3 separate regions of the Homo sapiens genome follow, and all the other regions are linked to region 2. Evidence: chromatin loops called from intact Hi-C (ENCODE). Cell type or tissue: heart right ventricle. All regions are shown on one strand. Region 1 has its middle 51 kb from the start of LINC01335. Region 2 overlaps ARHGEF28 (Rho guanine nucleotide exchange factor 28). Region 3 overlaps ARHGEF28 (Rho guanine nucleotide exchange factor 28).

Region 1 (4,000 bases), 350 kb after region 2:
ATAAATCAATTCACACAAGCCAGAGACTGCCTGTTGTAAATTGCCATAAAATATTTTTTAGTTAAAGAAAAAGAAGCAGCTCTGGCCCCTTTTGTTAAGTTACAAGACCCCATGCCTCCTGGCAGATCCCAAGAGAGACAAATTGCTGAAGAATAAGCTCTGTGCCCTGGCCTCCCACCTGTTGAACCCTCGGCTAGCCCTCTGTGAGCCTAGGCTGTTGCTATCGCCCTGGGACCAGTCATGAGGCTAAGTCTCCCTACAGGTGTGCCAGCAAGGCAGCAGGAGTCTGAAAAAGACAGAGCTTCGTATGGGGCCCCTTTTTGGACCTAGAAGCTGATCCAAGCTACATTATTATGAAAAGTTATTAACTGATATTCAGTTACAGGATCATGGGCTGAACAAAGAATGAGGCCCGGTACAGCCAAAAACCATATGGTCTGGGAGGCTGCACACACCTGCGAGAGAACAGGCAGGCCTGGTTAGGAACCGTCATCAACTCTAGGAAAGCCATAAAGTTTGGACTTGCTTCATGGCACTTTCTAATTAACTGTGCAGTGAGTTTTCTCCACTTCTTTATAAAGGCCTGTGCCCCCTCCTCCACCTGGCTCCATCTCCCATGGCCCCCAACATGTGGGGAGAAGGTTCCCACTAAGACTTCTAGCACTCAGGCCATGGAAGATGTTGTAAATAGGAAAATAGCATTTACCTCTGTGTCCAAAGCAAAAATCGAGGTGAACCTCTCAGAAAGTTATCATAAGGAAATTATCCAAAAGGGGGAAAAAACCATAGTGCTTTTATATACCAGCAAGAAGCCAAAAGCCACTTGCCTTGATTAAGCGTAGAAAAGTGATTAAACCAATTCTATTTAGCCAATGGACTGGATTAGCAGAGAATAGAAAGATGAATGTAAATTCTATGTGACAACATGGAAAAGAATTTACCATATAATGTTCAGTTAAACGTAGATGCAAAGATATATGTCTGCTATAATTGTGCTGGTAAAGTTACATATTCATGTGGCACTCAGTAGAATAGGATGAAAAAAACTGAAAGCAACTTGGCTGGTTTGCGGTAGGATTGTGGATGTTTTCTTCCTGCCTTTTACTTATAATTTTGTTAATGCTTTTGTACTGTTTGCATAATGCCCATTTAAAAATAAAGTGACAAGAAAAATAAAAGTAAAGATTATTATTTTAAAAAACAGGGTGGGGGTAGAAGAGAAACATAGATAGATAAGATGGTCAGAGCCAAACTTCCACCCAAGTTTTCCAGAACGCAGCCACATAAAGTTACTTTCATGAGGAAGAATTATTTTTCACCACTGCTCATCTGCATGAAAAAGAAGAAGAAAAATTAAAAGTGTCTTGGAAGGGAGCAGAGGTTTCCACGAGCTTCTTTGCTGGGTGGGGCGATGATTTGACCATAGAGAGACTGAAGTCATTGGTTGGCAGTTACCAGGGTGAAGCTGTTCCTGGCTTCACTCCATTTAACCTCTGCCATGTAAGCAGGAAGATAAATGTCAACCAAGCACAAAACAAGGCCCCCCAGTGCCCAGGCAGATGCTTGTGTCCCAACAGCTGCAGGGGGAATGGCAGGGAAGATTTGCAAAGAATTCCCAGAAAGCAGCTCTTGGCCACTTCTCAGCCGGGGTCCCAGCTCTGGGTCAGAGCCCCTGATGCTTTCCTGGAAGGCTTGGCTGCTAGTTGCCTGTCTCCTGGAATGGCAAAGCTGTGGTGCCCAGGTCCCAGCCCACCATGTGCTTTTTGAAAGGAATTGCCTTACAGGAGCTCAGAATTTTACTCTTGGTCAATTAAAAGATACATTTCTACTGTCTCGGGATTCGTGTAAACCTGGAGCTGGGGGCTGGCCACTTCTATTAAACTTGAGGATTGAATTAAATAGGTCTTATACTTAAAGTTCAAGAGATTCTTTAGAAGAAGAAAGCTCACCTGGGGGCTAGGTATTCATCCTGTATGACTCTGGGTGTGAGAGGAAGACTCAGAGGAAGGGATTGTGCCTTCCAGGGCGGGGGACTGAGTGTGGGAAGGGTCAGGGGAAAGGGTACTTCAGAGGATGAGACAAGCTTATAAAATAGCTTCTATTCCAGCCCCAGAAGGGAGGCGGCCGCACCGTGTAATATTTCCAGTTAAGGGAAACACATAAATGCTCAAGAAACAGCCTGGAACCATCAGGGTTGTAACTCCTGGCTGCAGCACCCGGAAGGGAGGGAGCAAAAGGAGCCACGCAAGAGTAATTAGGCAATTGCTGACCACAGCTCTGAACCTGCAGTCACTGATAAACACAACATAAGTTTTTAAGGGGCCACTCTGCATGGAACACAACTTTGATATCTGAGAAGCAGTCAGACTTTGCCCTTATGAGGAATCAACTTAAAGCTTGTAAAATACACCTGTGATTCTAGCATGATTTTTTTTTTCTTTTTTAGGCAAATAAGCTGCTGCCTCCTGGCTGCTCTGCAGTTTCTAAAGCCATTTGCATGTCTTCTTTTGAGGAATTGGCCTCTTGGTGCTTCAGGGAGGCTTTTGAGACAGTGAAAATAGTTTTACCAGTTGCTGCCTCCCAGTCACTCAGGGGTGATATTAAATCTGGGGGCAGTTAACACTCCCTTGAGAAATAAATCAGGGAGATGAAAGTCTCTCTTAAGCCCTACAAGACTCTCTGCTTTCAGGCATCTTCAATGTTTAAAAAACCTCTCCCTCACTCTCATTTCATGGCATTTCTCTTTGTGTTTCAGCAGACAGATGGAAGAGAGGATCTTCATGGGGATTTCCACTGGAAGCAGGTCCAAAGGAAGAAATCCTGCATTCCCAGAATATATTGTTCTTTCCTGTCCTTTGCTCAAATCTTCCCAAATTCTTGCATTTTGCAGCTGAGCATCTTGAGGGGAAAAAAAGAAAAAGAAAAACTAGGAAAATCAAATGTAAACATAATGTATAGATTATATTGTCAAATTGAAAATCAAATCAGAAACGTAATAGCTTTTATTTTTTTTCCTTCTTTTTATCCTTTTTCAAATGGAGATTAAGTCTTACACTCAGAAACATTAAGTCATACTGAAGATACAGACCATCTATTCCTGATCTTAGGACCGCCACAGATGTGTTGGCATCCAGAATACACTCCCATTCTCTACCTGCAATGCCCTGCCCTCTATTTCCAAACATCCAACTCCTACCGGTTCCTCCATAGTCAGCTTCTAATGCCCCACCCTCCTTGAAATTTTCTCTGATTTTCCTAGTACCACAGGTATGAGAGACTTCATAGTGTCCTGGTTAGTAGCACAGATGCTGAATCCAGTCTTCCTGTGTTCACATCTCAGCACTGCCTCTGGACATCTGTGCAACCATGTACAAGTTGCCCAGCCTCTCTGTGTACAAGTCTCTTCTCCTACAAAATAAAGACACAAGTAGAATCCACTTCACAGTTCTAAAATTAAGTGTTTTGATATACTTGAAACACTTTCAAGAGTGCCTTACCTATAGTAATCACTCAAGTATTAGCTACTATTAATACTCTATTACCTTTTTTATTTCTCATGGGAGTATCTGAATGCTTTCTATTGGCACCCATTTTTGTAAGATATTTTGCCTGTATTCTTATTTGAAACCATATTTTATCTTCCATCTCTTAAGGGAAAATTTGGGGCTCCATTCTGTTTTCCTTAAAGTCATCTGGTAGAAAAGATGGATTGACTACCAAGCTCGAGAGCAAATAAAAATGGTGTGTTAGGCCACACAGCCTCCTTGACATCTGGAATCGAGGTACAGAGAGGCAAAATTAAAGGAAGTATCACAGAAGACTTGAGTTGTGAGCAGAGTATATAAGGAAAGAAGGGCATGAAATGACGAGAGAGAAAGATTGCAGGGTTCAAAGAAAAATGTGTGGAAAGGCAGGGTACCACCGGGTCGGGCGTGTGTAGGGTGAGGGATTGAGGGAATGGTGGAAAAAATTTTTACCAAGACTCTAACCTAAGGGACCA
Region 2 (4,000 bases):
TCAGTTGCTGTCTGTTAGCGTGTAAGCCCCATGTGGGCAGGGACCACATGCATTGCTCTGCGCTCATCCAAGCACCTCATCTAAGAATACTCAATATGTATTATTTTGTGGTGTTTCCTATTTTGAAATATGTGTTGGCCGTGTACAGAAGAACCCGGTGGGCTGGCCGATGTTTGACGCTGTCCTTTTTGTTTCTGTCTCGATGGCGTGCTTCCAGCATTAGTCACAGGAGGGAGAGAAGGAAGAGGCTGTTCGGATGTGGATCCCGGGATCCAGGGTGTGGTAACCGACTTGGCCGTCTCTGATGCAGGGGAGAAGGTATTGTGAACTGATTTGTTAGTAAACGGCAGCGGTTACTGTGTATAATAAAATAGCCTCAGGTTCTGGTCTGTCACGGCAGTCAGTGGGGCAAAGGTGCTTTTCTGAATTGTTCTCAATTGATTTAAATATTCATATTTAAACTTTCTAACTTATTTCTTCTTCAAATGTGCTTGCACTGCCTGTGTCATGTAGGTGTAAACAAAGCAACGATTGAAAAGTTATTAAAAAGATTAAAAACTCTCCTGTGTATATGTGTGTCTGTGCTCTCTGACTTCTGGTCTTTCTGCCCTGCAAACCTTTGCTTCTCACCCACTATGTCTGGCAGCTCTGGCACCCGGGGGCCCTTTTGCAACCAGATGGCGCCAAAGTAATTGAAACACCTTTTACTTTGGAATATTCTTGCTTCTTTCACCTTCCTTGACCCTCCTCTCCTTGCAGAGTTGATTTCCTGTCACCACCCACATTTCACCTACTTTTTTTGTGGTTAATTTTTAATTAATCTGACCAGTTTTTGCTTGGGGCACAGCGATTCCCAAAGGGAATCCTCTTTTTTGACTTACTGCTATAGACATAGATATTAACTCTCTCTTTAAGAATTAAATACATAAAACTTCCTATTAATGTCTACTGAAAGTGAGATGTCAGAAATAGGGAAGGAATAAAATATGATTCTGGGAGGTGGCTAGTTGGCCTCTTCCTGCTTGTCAGGGCTCCAGAGTTTAGCTTTATCTAAAATTGAATTAGGTACATTAATAGGTGCCAATATGTGTCAATGTGAAAAAATGGCAAATGTCAGATCTTCTCACATATACAACATATTTTACATATTATATACTTTTTGTGTATATTACATAAGACTGAGAAATCAAGTCAAGGACTTTTAAAATCCAGAGAAAAGACAGCTGTGACTGAGTGTTCTTTTTTAAACTTCAGAGGCCAAAATGAGCATAGGAATGTAATATTTTACTCCTTCTGATTGTAAGCTTTCTAATGTATTGCTTCTTAAAATGTTCCTGCTTTTCATCACTTTTAAGTGTGAAGTTTGTGGTGTCCAACTGTGTTAATAGAAAAGAGAGAGTGAATTGGACAGTAATAATTTAATCTTGAACGCAAAGTTGGGTGGCTCCTACCCCTAAAGTCTCCCTCTTCCACTCCAATTCAGCTACAGGTAGATAATTGAGGTTAAGTGTCTGGGTTCTTCTTTGGATTAAGCTATCTGCAAAATTTTTTGCTTAATAAGGCATTTTGAAAGATTAATACATTAATAAACCCAGGTAAAGGGCAGGATCACTTGAAATCAAACTTTTAAAAGGTGTATAATGGATATTTTGTCATTAGCTTCCTCTACAAGGTAAGGTTAGAACAAATTTCTGAAAGAATATTAAAAAATGAAATCTGACTCAAATGCAGAAATAATGGATAAATCGCCAACTGCAGTTTTAAACATTTACCACAAGGTGGCAGAACAACTCCATTAAAAACGCGAAATTTCCTGTCTTGTGTCAAACCTAGTGGCTTTTGGGCATAAGTAACCGCGGGTAGCACAGTCCAACTCATTTCTATGGTTCTAATTTTTATAGACTATAAAAACTCTGTGCCATATGGTCTTACTACAGAAGCAGTGGAGTGTGGATGGGCCACGACAGAGCCAGAAGAGCAGCGAGAACGCCAACCATCCCTCTAGGGCGGGGGTTCTTAGAGCCTGTTCTCTCCCATAGGGTTTGGCACAGATCTAATGTCTTTAAGCTTCATCTCCATTTTCAGCCTCTGTCTTTTCTCTATCAGAGGGGCTGCTTACGAGTGAAATCTTTAATTGGCAGTCCAAGGGAAGCGGAGGTCTGGCTAGCTCATCCTGGCATCATCAGCCTAAACTAATTGAATTTAACAAGTTCAAAATTACCCGAGGACATGACCATGGCTGGCTGCTTTTTATGGCTTAAAATTAGATGAGACAGTAGGCCCTTGAGGACAGGGCATCTGATGGTCTCCCATAGCGTAAGGTGTGAAGTTTACAGTGGGTGATCGATATTTATTTATTGAATGGCGTGCCATCGAGTTCAACTGGGAGTCATTCACTTGTTGAGTGTCCGTGCTATGTCAAGCATCATTCTTATAATATGGAGCACATGGACAAAGTCTCGCTACTCACTGGTTTGCATCCTAGGGAGAGAAGGCCGACAATAAATGAATAAACAAGTGTTCAATTATGGAGGCTGCAAACCATCACTATCCACGTGTGCCCTTAATGTGTGCTGTGGAAGAGACAAAGAACAAGGCATAGACCCTCTCCCTAAAGAACAGACGGTCTCCTGTGGCTGGTTCGTGGCCTCTGCTGCTAGTACTTCTACTATGGCAGTCACTGGTCTGGTGATCTCTGACTGTGGTGGGATCTAGAGCAGCCCAGCTACGCGCGCCACTATGGCCACCGTCTGAGTCTGGTTTCTTTTCCCAACTGCTGTATATGTTGATATCGTGAATCTCAAACATTGAGAAAAGGAGTTAAGGCCAGACATGATATTCTTTCTTTAACTTTCAATCTGTCCTCTAGAATATAAGAGGTCAGCCTGACCCAAAAGACAACTTCAGTCTGGGCACAGAGAACTCAATTCACATTGTGGTTTGCACAAGGTAAATGTTGTTACTTGAGTTTTCAGGGTGTCCTTACTGTCATCCCTTGTTGTTTTAAGGGGTGATTGGGTGAAAATTGCCATCCATCTCAAACATCGACTTTGCGTGAAGGACGCTCTTGTTGTCAAGTGTTTGTTTGATTCTATAGGCTTTTATTTCTGGGAGGAAACTGAGTCAGTATAGATAAGGTAATCAAGTTTAGAGATAGCAAAGTGATTTACCCAAGGTCATACATTTTGGGACACTGCAGGGCAGCTTTTCAGAAGTAGAATGGTTATTCATTTTCTTGTTTTTTATGTATTTTAGGTGGAATGTAGAAATTTTCCAGGTTCTTCACAATCAGAGGTGAGCTGCTGCACATACCTTAAATGTATCACCAGCCTTTATTTGTGGATAATGAAAGCTTTTTCAAGAATTTGACACTTACAATTTTGTTTTTCAGATTATACAAGCCATACAGAATTTAACCCGTCTCTTATACAGCCTTCAGGTAACTATCCTCCTCTAATCTTTGACCTTGTGAATGGTTCTCTTAATGCAATTCTCTTTGATGATTCCCAGACTTTAAAAATGAGAACAAGTGAGAGGTAGGGAATGATCTTAAAAGAATGACAACCTTCTAAGTGTGATGTGTTGGACTCACATGGTTTTGTAATCAGAGGCAACACCATGACTACATTTTATACCATTCTTCTCTGAAATCATAAAACAGTTCATATCTTTAAAAAATATTGATGAATATGATCTGGCTTGACATTTACAATGAAACTCTTAGGTGAGTGTAGCATGACTTCACATTTTCTGATGAAAACCTAAATTCACACCTAAAATTCTTTGACTTCTCCATGTGGCCATCAGCCTTTAGAGCAGTTAAGTAATCCATATGTTGCTTTACTCTTTTGTTTGTTCATCCACTCAACATTTATTAATTTATTAATGTTGAGGGGATGAACACACAGTGCCTGTCTCTGTGCTGACTGTGCTGAGGGCTGAGCACACAAAGGCAAATTAGCCACACAGCCTGCTCTCAAATAGCTTACTGCCTTTCAAG
Region 3 (4,000 bases), 110 kb before region 2:
TCTAAAAAGTAAACAACTTTTCCTTCTCTGTCCTGATCCACAGCTTGTCTAACCATCCACCACATCTTGTCAGCTATGTATATTTTGGGCCACCAGATGTAGGTGGAGATGAGAAGCATTTATTCAGCACCTGTTAAGTGCAAAGCACCCAGCTTGGTGCTGGGGATACAAGGGTTGAGCGGAAATCGATCTGGTCCCAGCTCTCCCAGAATTTACAGCCTATTGAGAAAAAAAGATTCATTCAAAGACTATGAACTACCCACCATGTATGCCAGAGAGGCACAGAGGCTGCTATGAACACTACCATCAGGGTGTTTTTCTGACATTTGTGGGGGCAGGCAGAGCAAACTGAGAGCATGATCCTGGTTTTCCACCTGTGCTTTTGACACTACCCTGTAGATGTAAGCCAGTGGTGGACTTGGTTGTTAACAAGACAACACTGGTGGTCTGGCTGCGTCTGACCACGATTCTTCTGCCACATCCAAATGGTGATTAAAATCAGAATACTGAGCATCCTGTGTTTTTGGTTGTAAGCTTTTTTATTTGCTTAAGTCTAGACTCTGTGGTCTCATTTGCAAAATAAGACAGTAAGACATGTGCATAGAGGTGAGTTTTTTAGGCGAATCTGTTTCTTAATGAGACACTGGCATGAATCTTACAGCGACTTAACCCTGTTCACTGGTGCAGTGTCACTAGTAAACATAAGTCTTAGAGATTATCTCTTGTTCCATTATAGTTTGGCAATAACAAAAACCATGTTTATCAAGTTTGGCAAGTCTGATTTAGAGGAGTAATCCTTACTTCTGGGTGGGCTTGAGGGCAAGATTAATAGGCCTTTAAAACAGAATAGGTAGAGTTACTGATACCATTATCTGCTAAAGGTTGCTATAGCAATGAGTGGTTTGATTGCACTGTGTAATTGGTGGTACAGTGGGTTAGTGTAAAAGGATCCTACTAATTTAACAGAAACTCTCCTAGAGCAATTTAATTAATCCATTAGAATGAATGCCAAATTCTTTGAAAGCTCTAAGATATGGTTCTGTTTAGTTCTAGGTTAATTAAAGATACATTATTATCTGGAATCAGCACAGTATCACTAATATTTTTAAATGATTTTTGGATAAAGACTTTCTACATTTAAGTTATTTTTTAAATGATGAGGTACAATTTTTAATGAAGACATATATTTTAATATAGTTTGTGGTACTTGTTCTGAAGTGAAAAAAATTGCACTGGACTACACGGAAAAACGTAGGCATGGCAAGCTATAAAAACTAGTTCACTGGCCTTTTGAGAAGGGAAAGGAAGCTGGAACCTAAATGCACTACCAGGTGTGAACACATCCTCTGTAACTGCAAACTTCACTAACAGATGAGATTGCCTTTTCCATTAGCAATCTGGATAAAATGTGTACTGTTCTTCCGAATAAATGCTGTATGTACAGAATTCTTTAGGAATGCAATATAATGATCATTTAAGAGTTTATGGCTGAGATGACTTTAAAGGAATGAATGTCCTAAAACAGGCAAAGTAAAAGGGTGTGACTCTTGATGTCTGTGCAGATGTGTCTGTTGAAACTCTGGTCCAGGTTATCCTTCCCTTCTTTTTTTTTTTTTTTTTTTTAACGCCTTTGTGGTTTCTTTCCTACTTATCCCAATTTTTAGTGTTTGAGTATATGAGTTTCAAAACCAAACCAAATCCCTACTGTACACTTATAATGTGCCAAATACCATGGTAGGTGCTTCACATCAATTTTCTGCATCTATGTAGTGGGACAAAAATGCTAATTTTAACTATGTGTTTTGGACTTTGGCACTTGAAAGCAGGTCCTTGAAGGGTGAAATTAGCCCATTTTGACATTCCTACCTCTGGCAATGTTACTCTGCTGCCACCTGGAGGCCTTCTGTGGGATGTGCATTTAAAGGCCGGCAGGGATGCTGTGTACACAAGCTGCCTGGGCTGGGTGTCCACTATGATCTTGTCCTCATTCCCTGCTGAGATCAGTTGACATGACCACACAAAATTGGGGTTATTACTTTGTTCGCTGGTTATTTCCTTGTTGGTTTAATCATAGAAGCTAATATGCATTATAAATTCAAGAGCAATATACTATTGTGGCATGCAAATGTAGTATTACTTGCTTTCTGCAAAGCAAATTCAAAGTTATTGTTGTCCAGATTTTTAGAAACACAAGACAAGGATTGTTGGTTTCTCTGCTCCATCCTGATCTTATTACTTATAGCTCCATCCTTGTAATTTGTCATCTTTATTATGATTTGTCATGTAGAGCCATATAAATGAATACCTTATACATTTTCTAAGCATAAACATGGATGATAACTCCTAGCATTGTTGCCCAGAAGTGAGAAGAGCTTGAATAAATCCACCTGCAGATTTGGGGCATTAGATAAATTAATAGGAGTGACAAAACGGAATAGGGAAGGTCTAGGTAATGAACCTGCTGGAAAACTTCAGGCGTTTCCCCAGGATTAGCATAAAGCAGGGCTGTGGGGGAAGGGATGTGGAGATTCCAGAAAAGGAGTGAGACCCCACAATGTTGTATGTTAATGCAAATCTGGGGTAGAGACTTTCAGTCATATGTCCTTGCTAGGGATATCGAGTGCTTTAATTTTCCCCAGGCCCAAACCTGTTCTTGGTGGTTATTTCGACAATAGCGGCTCTTGTTTAAGGGCAACTGAGTATTTGGGAACAGAACCAATCAATTAAACCACAGATAAAAATGCTGCCTTGGGTGAACCTTTTTTTTTTTTTTTTCTTCATCCCAGTACATCCTGACCACTACTGTTTCCAGGAAACCCTTTATTCAGAAAGAGGACACCCGGTGTGCCCGGGGCTGAGGTTGGAGCTGAGGGCTATGCTGGTGTTCTTGACCTTCAGTGATGTGTAAGGAAAAGCCAGACCTCTTATATAATGAATTACGCTCTTTTAAAACATATTGAAATCTGTGGTATTTGAGGAAATAGACATGTGGGATTTCCTCAGGTGGGTACGAGTCACGTCCTTACAATCTGCTATTTTGAAGAACTTGCGGTAGTGAGCAGCCTTCCTTTGGAATCAAGGGCATTTATTTATTTAATGATAATTTTTTCCCCTTCAGGATTTCCTGTGAGAGCTCCTGGGCTTGTTTCCATCTTAGTCCACACAGATAATACCAGAGTATGGACAGTCGGGTTATTAGACACTCTGCTCTGTGGAGAGCTGATTTTTAAGAGGCCTAATCTAAAAACCTATCTCTGTGCAGAAGGCTCCTGGGCAACTCATTTACACTTGTCAGCTAGTAGTTGTTGTTCTTCTTAACAAAAGCTCCCATCAGCAGATCCTGATAATTATTTCTTTTGCAGAGATTAAGAATTCAGTGTCCAGCAGATCAGCAGCTGAAAAGGAAGATATAAAGGTAATGAATGACTCCCTGCTTCTTTCTTTGCACGTCTTTCCATAAAGTAGAAATGAAGATTTAGTGGTAATAAAAATGTTTAAAAAACACTAAAAAAAGGATGTGCCCCAAGTCACTTTCAGAATAATGTGAAATTCTGTTTTCTTTTTCTTTCTTTTTTTTTTTTTTTTGAGATGGAGCCTCGCTCTGTCACCCAGGCTGGAGTACAGTGGCACGATCTTGGCTCACTGCAACTTCTGCCTCCTGGGTTCAAATGATTCTCCTGCCTCACCCTCCTGAGTAGCTGGGACTATAGGCGCCCACCACCACGTCTGGCTAATTTTTGTATTTCTAGTAGAGATGGGGTTTTGCCATGTTGGCCAAGGTGGTCTCGAACTCGTGACCTCAGGTGATCTGCCCGCCTCGGTCTCCCCAAGTGCTGGGATTACAGGCATGAGCCACCGTGCCCAGCCCCATTTTCTTTATCAAATTCTTAATCCCTATTCTTTATAACCAAACCTAGCTATCTTTCTGAGTTGTAGTTGTATATGCAAGATGATTGAATACATTCTGCAAAACAAATTTCTACTTGAAGTTTGATGTTTA

Evidence for each region. Peaks named below come from ENCODE experiments on the same cell type or tissue, not always from the same donor. Only the 100,000 strongest peaks of a DNase experiment are listed, where the experiment ranks them.
Region 1: it touches region 2 in a loop (2.4-fold over the local background); 2 of 110 quality-filtered maps call a loop at or near these places.
Region 3: it touches region 2 in a loop (4-fold over the local background); 4 of 110 quality-filtered maps call a loop at or near these places.

What each region holds. Positions count from the first base shown.
Region 1 is chr5:74,255,683-74,259,682 of GRCh38, forward strand. No RefSeq gene overlaps it. Among named protein-coding and RNA genes, the nearest start is that of LINC01335, 51 kb to the right of the region's middle. In heart right ventricle, no CTCF peak of the experiment used is centred here; DNase peaks (open chromatin) are centred at 1,606 and 2,179; H3K27ac peaks cover 2,101 bases.
Region 2 is chr5:73,900,967-73,904,966 of GRCh38, forward strand. ARHGEF28 (Rho guanine nucleotide exchange factor 28) reads left to right here. Exons shown (of 36, transcript NM_001177693.2): 31 at 218-318; 32 at 3,256-3,294; 33 at 3,392-3,439. Among named protein-coding and RNA genes, the nearest start is that of LINC02122, 200 kb to the right of the region's middle. In heart right ventricle, CTCF peaks have their summits at 656 (motif pointing right) and 1,772 (motif pointing right); a DNase peak (open chromatin) is centred at 195; H3K27ac peaks cover 1,602 bases.
Region 3 is chr5:73,791,040-73,795,039 of GRCh38, forward strand. ARHGEF28 (Rho guanine nucleotide exchange factor 28) reads left to right here. Exons shown (of 36, transcript NM_001177693.2): 8 at 3,363-3,415. Among named protein-coding and RNA genes, the nearest start is that of ARHGEF28, 170 kb to the left of the region's middle. In heart right ventricle, a CTCF peak has its summit at 1,896 (motif pointing left); a DNase peak (open chromatin) is centred at 1,912; H3K27ac peaks cover 522 bases.